2 separate regions of the Homo sapiens genome follow, and region 2 is linked to region 1. Evidence: read pairs that join two places in POLR2A ChIA-PET (ENCODE). Cell type or tissue: GM12878. All regions are shown on one strand. Links, peaks and the distances in the headings refer to the core of each region. The heading gives the core; the rest is flanking DNA. Region 1 has its middle 6.6 kb from the start of TMEM41B. Region 2 overlaps CAND1.11 (a long non-coding RNA gene).

The links. ChIA-PET counts read pairs that join two places held together with the same protein. Peaks named below come from ENCODE experiments on the same cell type or tissue, not always from the same donor. Only the 100,000 strongest peaks of a DNase experiment are listed, where the experiment ranks them.
Region 2: POLR2A ChIA-PET joins it to region 1 with 12 read pairs; 4 of 35 experiments call an interaction of 5 or more read pairs at or near these places.

The regions. Positions count from the first base shown.
Region 1 is chr11:9,319,761-9,322,574 of GRCh38, reverse strand. No RefSeq gene overlaps it. Among named protein-coding and RNA genes, the nearest start is that of TMEM41B, 6.6 kb to the right of the region's middle. RefSeq lists an enhancer at 2,175-2,814. In GM12878, for the core only: no CTCF peak of the experiment used is centred there; no DNase peak of the experiment used is centred there.
Region 2 is chr11:10,313,157-10,315,970 of GRCh38, reverse strand. All of the region lies in intron 1 of CAND1.11 (a long non-coding RNA gene), which reads right to left. Among named protein-coding and RNA genes, the nearest start is that of CAND1.11, 6.3 kb to the right of the region's middle. RefSeq lists a silencer at 1,007-1,076. In GM12878, for the core only: no CTCF peak of the experiment used is centred there; a DNase peak (open chromatin) is centred at 1,090.

The sequences.
Region 1 (2,814 bases), core at 278-2,777:
GGACATGATTGGGGTCTCATTTGAATGTCTTTCTGGGCCTGACAGTTTAAAGGACTTGCATTTCTCAGATAAAAGTTTTTCTTTTCTCAAAGGACAAGAAGGAATTCATTCATTCATTTCACAAGTTGAATTTAACAAATGTTAAATGAGAATTCTTAGATTTGCCTGAGCAAAAGGGGAGCTCGTGGTGTCATCTGCAACGTCTGTGAATACAGGGAGTGGATAAAGTTTGAGAGGTAATATATTCATTTCAGATTTGGATATGCTGAATTTGAGATGTTCGTGGTACACCCTGGCGTAAATGTGTATTAAGTTCTATGTATATCATTCTGGCATTTAAGATAAACATTTGTCATCTGTGTATAATACGCGGTTGTTGAAGTCATGACCTAGATGTTGCCTAGAAAGAGTCATAGGTGAGGCCGGGCGTGGTGGCTCACGCCTGTAATCCCAGCGCTTTGGGAGGCTGAGGCGGGCGGATCATGAGGTCAGGAGTTCGAGACCAGCCTGGCCAACATAGTGAAACCCCATCGCTACTAAAAATACAGAAATTAGCCAGGCGTGGTGGCACGGGTCTGTAGTCCCAGCTACTTGGGAGGCTGAGACGGGAGAACTGCTTGAAACCGGGAAGCAGTGGTTGCAGTGAGCCAAGATGGTGCCAACATACTCCAGCCTGGGCCACAGAACGAGACTCTGCCTCAAAAATAATAATAATAAAATAACCAAAAGCAGTGGACATGGTGGCGCACGCCTGTAGTCCCAGCTACTCTGGGAGGCTGAGGTGGGAGAATCGCTTGAACCCGGAAGTTCAAGTGAGCTGAGATCGCCCCACTGCACTCCAGCCTCGGCGACAGAGTGAGACTCTGTCTCAAAAAAAAAAAAAAAAAAAGAAAGAAAGAGTCATAGGCTCTTTTTTTTCTTTTCTTTTTCTTTTTTCTTTTTTTTTTTGGATGGAGTTTAGCTCTTATTTCCCAGGCTGGAGTGCAATGGTGCGATCTGGGCTCACCACAATCTCTGCCTCCCAGGTTCAAGCGATTCTCCTGCTTCAGCCTCCCGAGTAGCTGGGATTACAGTCGTGCACCACTACACCCAGCTAATTTTTTATTTTTAGTAGAGACAGGGCTTCACCATGTTGGCCAGGCTGGTCTTGAACTCCTGACCTCAAGCAATCCACCCGCCTCGGCCTCCCAAAGTGCTGGGATTACAGGCGTGAGCCACTAAGCCTTGCAATGAGAGTCATTGACTCTTATCGCATGGCAGAGTGGATACCCTGGGGGAAATATTGGCCTTTAAGCAGTAGGGAAAAGAAGAGTTTCCTTCAAGTGTTTAGAGAACTATCATGGAAACCATGAAGGATGGAACAGTTAATGGATTAAGCAATGCAGAGGAGAAATAACTAGAAACTAACTGAAGGCAACAAAAATAAGCTCATTGGTTACCATAATAAGAGAAGTTTTAGCTGAGAAAAGGTGGCAGGAGTCAGGAAGTAAGAATAGAAAGTATCCGAGAGGCCAGGTGTGGTATTGGCTCATCCCTGTAATCCCAGCTACTTGGGAGGCTGAGGCGGAAAAATTGCTGAGTCCAGGAGTTCAAGACCATCACAACAAAATTTAACAACTTTTCCTTTAATCCAACTCCTCTTCCTGTGGTCTCTTACCGCCGTTATTCCTAGTGAGACAGGAATAATACAGGCTGGTGGCAGAAGAATAGAAAATGTTGGCTGGGCTGGGCGTGGTGGCTCACGCCTGTAATCCCAGAATTTTGGGAGGCCGAGGCGGGCAGATCACTTGAGGTCAGGAGTTCGAGACCAACCTGGCCAACATGGTGAAACCTCATCTCTACTAAAAACACAAAAATTAGCCAGGTGTGGTGGCATTCACCTATTGTCCCAGCTACTTGGGAGGTTGAGGCAGGAGAATCGCTTGAGCCCGGGAGGCAGAGGGTGCAGTGAGCTGAGATCGCACCACTGTACTCCAGCCTGGGCAACAAAGCAAGACTCTGTCAAGAAAAAAAAAAACCCACAACAAAAACAATAAAACATAATCACACACCCACCAACCCCCTGACGGTTCCAGGAACAAATTTGGTATAAAAATGGGTGGCACCACATTTCTGAAAAATCCAGGAATTTTTCCAGGAATCTTCATGAATATCCCACCCTTTGGTTAAAGAAACCCAGAAAGGTAGAAATCCCAAACTCTATTGGGCGACTACTCTTTGAGTACACCTGCGCTCCCCTTTCTTCAGTGTGTACTTTTCACCTTGCAATAAGTCTCCGTACTTTCACTATTTTCTGACTCATCCTTGAATTCCTTCCTGCAATATCTAGAGCCTACACACTGGCTGGGGTTGTGGTCCCACTGGTATCACATTCAACCTCCTAAACCAGAAACTCTCCAAACACCTAGTGCCTCCCCTCTGACTAACATCTTTGTCTAAGGATATTAAGTGACACTAAATCCTCTAGATTCTACTTCTTTAACATTTTTTAATATCCCAGGAGGATAAATCCCAATATTACAATTATCTATGGATGGTGGTATTGTTACAGAAGGTAGCTAATCAGACATGAGAGGGCAGGAGAGGGCCTCTCCACTTCACCAGGAATGTCAGGTGACCATCAGTTGTTGGTCAGGTGGCCATTAAACTGCCTTCCTAAAACAATAATTGGTCGCAGCTGGCACCAGGGAAAGGCAGTCTCCCAACAAATAGAAAAAACCCTGAAACTGATGATTGGCAGCTTCTCGGTAACATCTCCGGCTCAAGTATGCACACTAAGAAGCAAAATGGCAGAATTTAAGTTGTGTATGACCT
Region 2 (2,814 bases), core at 125-2,624, 990 kb before region 1:
GTGTGCACCTGTAGTCCCAGCTACTAGGGAGGCTGAGGTGAGAGGATCACCTGAGCCCAGGAGGTCGAGGCTACAGTGAGCCACAATCACGCCACTGCACTCCAGCCTGGGCAACAGAGTGAGACCTTGTCTCAAAAAAATAAATAAAATAAAATGTTTAAAGTATAAAACAAAATCATAAAAATATTAGAAAAAAAGAGATGGCTATTCTAAAATATTGAGGCAGAGAAAGACTTCGTAAGCAAGCCAGTAAAGACAGAAATTATAAAGGAAAACATCGGTATCTTTGATTATATAAATATTTATAAGTTTTATATGGCAAAAAATAAGCCACACTCTCTCTACAAAAAGAAAAAAGGTGTGTCTCTATGTGACAAAACTTTAGTATTCTTAATCAATAAGAATATTAAAGTATTTCAGATCAACAGGAAAAAAACAAATATTCCAACAGAATGAATGAATCAAGAACTCAAAAAAAAAATGGCAGGGCGTGGTAGCTCATTTATAATCCTATAATTACAGTCCTATAATTCCGGCACTTTGGAAGGTCGAGGCAGGAGAACCACTCGAGCCCAGGAGTTCAAGACCAGCCTGGGCAACATAGTGAGACCTCCTCTCTACAAAACATTTAAACATTAACCAGGGTGGTACACGCCTATAGTCATAGCTATTCAGGAGGCTGAGGCAGGAGGATCACTTGAACCCAGAAGCTGGAGGCTGCAATGAGCTATGATCATGCCACTGCACTCCAGCCTGGGTGACAAAGCGAGACCCTGTCTGTTAATAATAAATAAAATAAATAAGTAAATAAATAAACAATAATAATATATATATAAGGGGAAATATAAATGATCATGAAGACATCAAAAATACTCAAGCTACACTAATAATCATGGAAATAAGTTAAAGTAGTGAGAAGAGTTGATGCTGTTAAATTAAATTTAGTCTAAATCTGCTTCCTTAAATATTTTAAGTTTGGCCAAAAGCTTTTTGCATACGTAGTGAACGGTAACCTAACGATGTGAAAACACACTGTAACCTACTCTTGCAACAAGCAGCCAAGTCTCAGCCAATCACAGAAGCCATACTTCAACTACTCACAGGTTGCTAAGTGTTTAAACCTTGTTTTAAAAAGGCAGACACAGAGCTGTAACCAGTCTGGCTGTTTCTGTCCCTCACTTCCATTTTCTCAATGTCACTTTTGTTTTTCTGTCCATAAATCCTCTCCAACCACGTGGCAGCACCAGAGATGCTCTGAACTTACTCTGGCTCTCGGGGGCTGCCTGATTCATGAATCCTTCTTTACGCAGTTAAACTATGTTAAATTTAATTTGTCTAAAGTTTTGTTTTTTAAACAATGCTGATTCCTCTTTCTGGTGATATAGCAGACTAAGTTGAAAATCCTGCTACTATAAAACATCTAGAAATGCTAAGTAAAATACACTTAATATCCTTTTAAATGCATAGCTGAACCCCATGAAAATACAGGAAAGCCACAGAAAACTAAACCAAGGTAACTAAAATCCAGAGTAGAAAACTTGAGCTGAAAAGCAGTTGCCTGGGCTTTGCGGAAGGGGTTTCCTCCCTTTGGTAACAGAGATTTGTTTAGGGACAGAAGAAAAGGAACTGAGATACTCAAGTAAATCCAAGGACTCTCAAAATGCTACACCCCACATCACCAGCACAGATGCACTTTTGCGTGGTTCATAAACATAAAATTAAGAAATTAATATAAAGAATGGTCTCAGATGGGTAATAACCTTGGGACAATTGGCAGAAGCAAACATAAATCTCTCTGAAGGGACTCAACCCAGTCCACACAGAATTACCATCAACTAAGCTTTAATAAGATGAGCTCGGAACCCCAAATTACAGGAAATAGGAAGAAATACATCACAATGAATAAGAGTCAGCAGATAAAGGTAGCAGAGTTATTAGAACGAAACTATAAACTAAATGTTTTAAATTATTAAGGATATAAAATACAGTCTCAAAAACATGAGAAAAGAATAAAACTTTTTAAAGAGCAATAGGAAACACCATGTTTACCTATTACATGACATAATATTATTAATTGAAAAGAAGAATAATGTTCAGTGTTTCAAAGGAAATAGGAAATTGACTTTTTTTTTTTTTTTGAGACAGAGTTTCACTCTTGTCACTCAGGCTGGAGTGCAATGGCGCAATCGTGGCTCACTGCAACCTCTGCCTCCCAGGTTCAAGCGATTCTCCTGCCCCAGCCTCCTGAGTAGTTGAGACTACAGGCACCTGCCACCACACTCGGCTAATTTTTTGTATTTTTAGTAGAGACGGGGTTTCACCATGTTGGTCAGGCTGGTCTCGAACTCCTGACCTCAGGTGATCCACCCATCTTGGCCTCCCACAGTGCTGAGATTACAGGCATGAGCCACTGCACCTGGCCAGAAATTGACTTTTTTATACTGTTAGTAGAAGTAAAAATTGATCCTTCCAGAAGGCAATCTGGCTCAAATGCTTTAACAAAAAAGAGTACAGACCCAATGACCCAATAATTTTATTTGTAATAATTTATCCTAAAAAATAGTCATTAAATTACTCAAAGATGAGTTGAATGCACATAAAAATGTTCATTGAGGGCTTTAAAAAATTGTTTAGAGATGGGATCCCCCTATGTTGCCCAAGCTGGTCTCGAACTCCTGGCTTCAAGTGATCCTCCCACCTCGGCCTCCTTGTAGCTGGGAATACAGGTGCAAGCCACAGCACCCAGCTATATTGGGGCCATTTTTAATGGTAAAAACACAGAGGGAAAATCTTAGCACTCAGCCAGGAGTAGTG